Linked DNA regions of Homo sapiens: all the other regions are linked to region 3. Evidence: read pairs that join two places in POLR2A ChIA-PET (ENCODE). Cell type or tissue: PC-9. All regions are shown on one strand. Region 1 overlaps MPPE1 (metallophosphoesterase 1). Region 2 has its middle 23 kb from the start of ANKRD62. Region 3 holds the start of LOC101927511 (a long non-coding RNA gene).

The links. Peaks named below come from ENCODE experiments on the same cell type or tissue, not always from the same donor. Only the 100,000 strongest peaks of a DNase experiment are listed, where the experiment ranks them.
Region 1: POLR2A ChIA-PET joins it to region 3 with 7 read pairs; 4 of 35 experiments call an interaction of 5 or more read pairs at or near these places.
Region 2: POLR2A ChIA-PET joins it to region 3 with 5 read pairs; 3 of 35 experiments call an interaction of 5 or more read pairs at or near these places.

What each region holds. Positions count from the first base shown.
Region 1 is chr18:11,886,277-11,888,776 of GRCh38, reverse strand. MPPE1 (metallophosphoesterase 1) reads left to right here. Exons shown (of 11, transcript NM_023075.6): 6 at 34-108; 7 at 1,752-1,860; 8 at 1,999-2,064; 9 at 2,156-2,278. Among named protein-coding and RNA genes, the nearest start is that of MPPE1, 21 kb to the left of the region's middle. In PC-9, no CTCF peak of the experiment used is centred here; a DNase peak (open chromatin) is centred at 966; H3K27ac peaks cover 1,053 bases.
Region 2 is chr18:12,069,536-12,072,035 of GRCh38, reverse strand. No RefSeq gene overlaps it. Among named protein-coding and RNA genes, the nearest start is that of ANKRD62, 23 kb to the left of the region's middle. In PC-9, no CTCF peak of the experiment used is centred here; no DNase peak of the experiment used is centred here.
Region 3 is chr18:11,946,190-11,948,689 of GRCh38, reverse strand. LOC101927511 (a long non-coding RNA gene) reads left to right here and starts at 507. Exons shown (of 4, transcript XR_007066296.1): 1 at 507-590; 2 at 1,957-2,104. RefSeq lists enhancers at 88-835, 1,159-1,288, 856-1,624 and a cis regulatory region at 744-1,531. In PC-9, a CTCF peak has its summit at 1,790; DNase peaks (open chromatin) are centred at 1,269 and 2,469; H3K4me3 peaks cover 2,247 bases; H3K27ac peaks cover 2,438 bases.

The DNA of each region.
Region 1 (2,500 bases), 60 kb after region 3:
CTGAAAAATGTTTCTTCTCACAATTGAATATAGGATGAACACATACAAAGTAGAACGCTTTGAGAAAGTGTTCAGCTCTGAAAGACTGTTTTCTTGGAAAGGCATTAAGTGAGTATTATTTGTAAATTCTTCCAAGACCTTTAGTCCTTGGAAACTTCATTTTTTAAAGGTGCCTGCCATACTGGGATCTATCATCTACCTGCGTTCTGTTTAGCCTGGTTTATGATCTTTAAACAGCAGTGCCTTAGGCTGTCCTTGCTGGTGCTCACCATGGGAGCCGATAGATGGGAAACCTCAAACCACCCTGGTTTTCCTTGACAACCCCATAATGAATCGGTCAGTTTATGACTCTGCCCAGCCACTGTGGGAATGATAGTCTTTCTGTCTGCACTGTCTCTGGGTAGCACAAATTTCATCAGCCCACTTTGTAAAAGAGTCTTTATTTGATCAAAATATACTAATTTCACGTTACAAAGACTGTTCTCGTAGTTATGGTGTCATAACTACTATGGGATTTGGTGGCAAGTGTGTCACAGTTCCTCTGTAGCTCTGTGCCACCCATCTCCATTGGCCTGGGCTTTTAGACCAGAGCATCCTGACCCTTAGCCTGACCATGAGCAGCTCCCGCTCTGCGAGGCCACCTCAGTGCCCATCTCTACATCCTTTCTGGGCTGTGTATGTGGCTGCAGCACAGTGGACAGGACTCTATACTCTATACTGATTATAGACGCGGTGGAGAAAACAGGTGGGAGTGGAAGCCTTTTCTCTTTTAATCTTGTCCTTCCTGTGGGTGCCCAGCACTCTGTTGACCTTGGACACAGCAGGTCTGCAGGTGAGGTCATTTCTGTCCAGTGGCTTCACCACCAATGCTCACCTTTCCCTCTGCCAGGAAGGCAGAGTCTCTAGTAGGTGGCTTTCTCTGCTGACTCATAATAGAAGCATGATACAGTTTGAATTATTTCCCTCTAAGTGTGTGTTTAAGACACTTCAAACAGCTTATCATACTGCTGATCACTTGATAACTCCACTCCTTATCTCTAAAACGAGTTAAATTTCAAGCAGTCTTTACTGACAGGTACTTTCGTCATTCCAAGATGGTATGCATGTAGGAGATAAAACCGTATTTAGTGGGAGTCTTTAAAAAAATGTGGCTGCTGAGTCTAACCACAATGGACTTTGTTATTACCCTAGTTTGGGATTATCCATACCCAGTTAGCTCTAACCGGCACCCTACCCTCTGCCTTACTTGCTGTGTGTGTCTGTATGTCACTGATGCACTCTGTGGTTCCCTCTACCTGTTAGTCACAATATCTGACACGTACTGAGTACTTTCTAGTGGCAGGCTGTGTTCTAAACACCTGCCATGTCATTTCATTGAATCCTCACAACCAGCTGATGGGGTGGGCATAGGGTTCTTAGCCCTGCATGGAAGAGGCGCTGTAACAGATGAGGTTCTGGTTGGAGGATGAGCTTAGACATAGTCTAACTGCAGAGCTTCTGTAATCTGGGATTTCTCACAAGTTTAGGGTCAAAAACCCTTCGATCGTGTCTTAGACAGAACTCCCAGTAATGCTATTTTTGTTAATATTGACTCATATTTAAAAATACACCAAATTATTCTGGGTGGGATTGAAAGCTGCTCTGGGCTTGTTTCTTTGCACTGGATGCTTAGCTTTCTTTTCATGGGAACAGTAGGGAAAAGAAAGCACTGATACCCCCAGCGGCCTCACCTGCGTTTCCCTCCGCTTCAGCTTTGTGATGGTCAACAGCGTGGCGCTGAACGGGGATGGCTGTGGCATCTGCTCTGAAACAGAAGCAGAGCTCATTGAAGTTTCTCACAGACTGAACTGCTCCCGAGAGGTAGGAGAGCATCTGAATGCCACAGGTGCCTTCTGTCCCGTGTTGCTCCGCTTCGGTTGCTCACTCAGCCCCCTAGCGCTTCTTGCCCTTTGATGAGGGTCAGGTGTGCGGATTAATGGCCTGACTTGTACCCAGCAGGCACGTGGCTCCAGCCGGTGTGGACCTGGGCCTCTGCTGCCCACGTCTGCCCCTGTCCTCCTGCAGGTGAGCTGGGGGAGGAAAGGGCTCATGGCAGACAGCAGGCAGCCTGTGGTTTCACGATAGCCGCCTGAACTCCTCTCTCCACCCCGGACAGCATTATCCTCTGTATCGGAGAAGTGATGCTAACTGTTCTGGGGAAGACGCTGCTCCTGCAGAGGAAAGGGACATCCCATTTAAGGAGAACTATGACGTGCTTTCACGGGAGGCATCACAAAAGGTTTGCCAGGGTGTCGTGATGCTAATTCATGTCACAGTGTGACTCTCATCACCTTGCATGTCAACAAGCAGAGTGCCCAGGCTAGAGCAGGTGTTTGCTGAAACGTTCATGACTTAGTTATCACCTGGGGGGACAGGGGTGGAGGCCTGGCTTTCACAGTATCTCAGATTTTCATTTAATCGCTTTTTTTTTTTCCAGTAAACCTACTTCTGTTTCCTACCC
Region 2 (2,500 bases), 120 kb before region 3:
TGTCACCCAGGCTGGAGTGCGGTGGCACGGTCCCAGCTCACTGCAACCTCTGCCTTCCAGGTTCAAGCGATTCTCCTGCCTCAGCCTCCCGAATAGCTGGGACTACAGGCACGTGCCACCATGCCCAGCTAATTTTTGTATTTTTAGTAGAGACGGGGTTTCACCATGTTGGCCAGGATGGTCTCGATCTCATGACCTCTTGATCTGCCCACCTCGGCCTCCCAAAGTGCTGGAATTACAGGTGTGAGCCACCGTGCCTGGCCACAAAAGGGTTTTTAACAGGCTCCTTTCATTTTGCAGTTTTATATTTTCATGAACATCATCACTGGAAAAGCAGACATCTCTGTCTTCATATTGTAAATTCATTATTCACTTGGTCATCATGTTTCTTCATTGATTACTTTTACCAATCATTCTTTCAATTGATTCATTACTCAATTTTTACCACAGAAAAAAGTAACTTCGTTTTCCCTCTAGGTTACTTAATGTAGTGGTAAAACTGGTGGTCAAAGGAGGCACAGTTTTCATCTAATTCAACAGTTTTTCATGAAGCATGTCTCAGCCGCTGAGAGCCACCTGAATGTGGACCTGCCCCTCTGCTTCTTCAAAATAATTAGCAGAAAAGGATTAATAATTCATGGAAGTGGTGGTTTTTTGCCAGCATATTCCTATAAAAAGGGAAATATTTTCACATACTGTAGGGGCTGCCAGGCAGCTGAACATGTGGCCTGGCACGGAAATTGGTGATAAAACTAAAATATCAGGAAATTGTACCACTCATAACTTTTCTGCCAGAAGCTTCATTTACATTATTTTTAACTCTTGAGAGAAAAAGATTTTCATATCTAATCAAAGGAGCCAAGACTTTTTACCATGCATTGAACATTGAATTTTAATGTGAAATTCTAGGAGAAAAATAGATTTTTCTTCTCAATTAACCAATAGTGACATTTTACTTTGCCAATATTAAGATGATCTTCTGTTAAAATTTAGCTGAAATCTGTTTAACCCCAGAAATGGCTGCTCTAGTGGATGATATGTACTCGAGTAACACAATTTTCTCAGCAAATTAGTAATTTCAGCCTTTTGGGTTAAATGGTGAGATCTATAAAATTTTCCAAGTCCTATTTCCCACACGAGATTTATCATTAATAGATTAAAAGTAATTGTAAAAGATAGAGGTAAGACAAAACATTATTTATCATCCCTTAATTAATAGTTTTCATATTTAATGACATTATTTTTTAAAATATCATTTTCACATCTACCTAATTCCCTTGCAATGTCTATTTTCCCCTGATCTGATCATAAATATCTAGATGGCACCCCCTTAAGTATATGACAATTGCTGTTGTTTATATTTTGCTTTTTATCAACCATGTATCCTTTGTCAGTTTTCATAATGTCTTAATATTTTATCATTGTATATGAAGGGTAGGTGATCCCTTCATAAAAGACAAAAGTCAGAATTCATCAGTCTCACTATCAACATGTGTTCAACAGTGCGCTTTTCAAAATAAATAGCTTTATATTTTTCCTTATTTGTAAAATATCATGATTTACAAAACATGAAAATACTAAAAATCTTTTATTTTTGCATAGACACTCCCACACACTAAGACCAGCACATATAAAATACGACCACTCTATTGTGAATCCTGCTTTAATTACATATTAATATATAATTAACTGTATGTCTATAAATATAGTCATGTAATCACTTTACTGCTTATATAGTGTTCCATAATTTAACAAAATTTAATTTCTGATTAATATGTAAATTTATATCTACAGTTTTGCTATTATACATAAGAATGCGATCAGCAACTTTACCTATATCTTTGAACATTCATTCAATTATTCCTTTAGGGCAAATTCCTAGAAGTATGATTACATGTATATGTAAAATTTTGATTAACACTATCAAAATTCTAACCCTCAAATTTATTCAAATATATGTGCTCAATTGAATTGAGTTTTTATAAAGCTGTTTTATCTTTTACAAAACATTTTATCTTAGCTTATATTTTTATAATTAGTAATAAATTTTCTTAGATTTGTCAGCAATTTTAACATTTTATTGGTGTGTTGTATGAATTGTCTCTTCTATTAGATGTTTGTCTTTAATCCTTTAATCCCAAATATGGCATATCTGCAGCCAAGACATTTGCCCTTTAGGTTAAAAATTTCATATACTAACTTTCCTGAACAGAAATGATGAATGTTTATCATTATTAATTTTTACCATTTTAGCTTTTGAATTTTTCAATTTTCTTTTGTTGTCCCAGTAAGTGCAAACAAATATAATATTTGTTTTTTGGCCCTTAGCAATTTTTTAATATCCAAATAGCTGAACTCCAGAAGGTATTGAATGAGCTCAACACATGTGTTATGCCCTCATTTTGGGTTGGCCAGTCAGGCTGAAAAGACCCTGCCACACCTACTCACTCTTTGTAGAGACTAGGGCAGGTCTGTTCACAAACATCCATGCTTCAACACT
Region 3 (2,500 bases):
AGGTCAAAAAGATATTATTTTATTTTAATTAATTTATTATTATTATTTTGGAGACAGGGTCTGGCTCTGTCTCCCAGGCCGAAATGCTGTGTCATGATCTTGGCTCACCGCAACCTCCACCTCCCGGGTTCAAATGATTCTCCTGCCTCAGCCTCCGGAGTAGCTGGGATTATAGGCGTCCGCCACTATGCCTGGGCTAATTTTTGTATTTTTAGTAGAGACAGGGTTTCGCCACATTGCTCAGGCTGGTCTCGAACTCCTGACCTCAAGTGATCCACCTGCCTCGGCATCCCAAAATGCTGGGATTATAGATGTGAGCCACCGCGCCCAGCTAAAAAGATATTTTAATAATATGAATGCAACTCTGCATGTGCATGAAATGCAAAGGTGACAGGGTGTTATGAAAATGTCTCCCTTCCCTCTATTTTCTAGTCACCCAGATTTCCTATTAAGAAAAAAAAATTGTCATTAGTTTCTTAACCAATGGGTTTTAAACCAGACTTCCTGACATCTGTAAGATCTTGGCTTGGGCTCGCGGCCTCGGTGAGGCTGGAAGGGTCTTTGTGTGAGCTCAGGACGGCGCTGGACAGGTGGGCCCTGGCTCCAGCTCCGGCTGCAGCGTCTTCCCCGCGCTCCCGAGCCTATCCCTCGGGCGCCGGCCTGGGCTGTCCAGCGAGAGGGGCGGAGGGGCAGGGCCCCGGGCTAGGTCCAGGCCCGCAGCTGGCATCAGGGGGGGCCTGGGTGGGAAGACCGGTTGGGGTGGGGGTGCACAGACCCGGGGAATCTGAGACGCAAGGTTTCCGGCTCTTGGCCGCTAGTGAGGAAGGCTCGAGGCCGATCCTGGCCCAAAGCAGGGCGCCGGGCCATTGTCAGTCCTGGGAAGGGGGATTGGGAGGAGCCCCAGAGGGGCGGCCATTCCCTGGGGCGGCGTGGAAGGGAGGCAGCACCTCCAGGCGACAAGTAGAGCTGGGCCCTGGCGGGCTGCCACGGGGGTGTCTGGCAGTCTCTCCTGGGTCTAGGGCTGTTCCTCTGAGGTCACGAGGTGGTCCTTCGGGTGTGTCTGGGGTAAGCCCCTCTAGAATCTGGGGGCGGCCTCCCGGGGGCCATACTGCATCACGTAGTGGAGGTAAGCAGAAGCCCGTTGGGGAGGGCCCGCGGTGCTTCTGGTTTGAAGATCTCCAGGAAGAGTGATTTTAAAAAATAGCCTGACTGACGTGTAAAGAACCCTATCAAGTACCGTTTGCTGAGTCATGAGTGCCTGTTCAAGTTCAAGCCTGAGAACGGAGGGAAGGGGTGGGTGAAAAAGGACTCGCCAACGCCGCGGCGCCTCTAAGCTGGTAAATACGGCCGGCCTGAAGTGGGCCAAAGGTCGCCGCCTGAGGGACACACAGGCCCAGGCCCAGCGGCTGGCCTGAGTCTACGCGGTTTGTGGTTCCTCCTTAGGAAGCCAGATATGGCACTTTCACTTTAAAGATAAAGAAAACGATTTTAAATGAAAATAATTTTTTTTTCCCTTAAGGGGTGTACACTTTTACTTGGGTCACCTTTTGGTCTTCTTTCTTTTAATAAAGAAACCCAAAAGTATGATCTCTCTCAAGTTTTCTTATGTAAAAAAAATGTATAATTTTATTTTGTATAGAGACGAGGTCTTGCTCTGTTGCTCACACTAGAGTGCAGTGGCTCAATCATAGCTCACTATGGGCTCCTGGGCTCAAGCCATCCTCCCTCCTAGACCTCCCGAAGTGCTGAGGTTACAAGCATGAGCCACTGCACTGGCTTCTCATGTTTATCTATTATCTGGTGCCAACAAAAGGAGCTATTTTAACTCATCAGCATTGCAGTTAGTTTTGAAGCTGACCATCCGATAGATGTTTATGGACAGTTCAATCCTGGGCTATGTAATTTTGGAAATAAAATGATAAAATTGTTTTTCTGATTCTATGGTTTATCTTCTAGTTGGGAAGATAAAACCAGCACGTGTAATGTAATACATGACAATGGAAGATTCTACGTAATTAAGGGTTAACTCTGAAATCAGAAGACAAGTTTTCCAAGACTTGGGAAGGTGGAGAGATCAGAGATCAGTGAGAGAACAAAGAATCGGGTAAGTATTTCAAGAAGAGGCGCGTCTTACAGTGTGGATCACATTTCTGTATGGGTGAGGTGGCTCACGCCTGTAATCCTAACATTTTTTTTTTTTTTTTTTTTGTGACTGAGTCTCGCTCTGTAGCCCAGGCTGGAGTGCAGTGGTGCAATCTTGGTTCACTGCAACCTCCGCCTCTAACACTTTGGGAGGCCGAGGTGGGCGGATGGCTTGAGTCCAGGAATTCAAGACCAGCCTAGGCAACATGGCGAAACCCCTTCTCTACAAAAAATACAAAATTTAGCCGGGCGTGGTGGCACATGCCTGTGGTCCCAGCTACTCAGAAGGCTGAAGTGGGAGCATTGCTTGAGCCCAGGAGGTTGAGGTTCCATTGAGCCATGATTGCGCCACTGCATT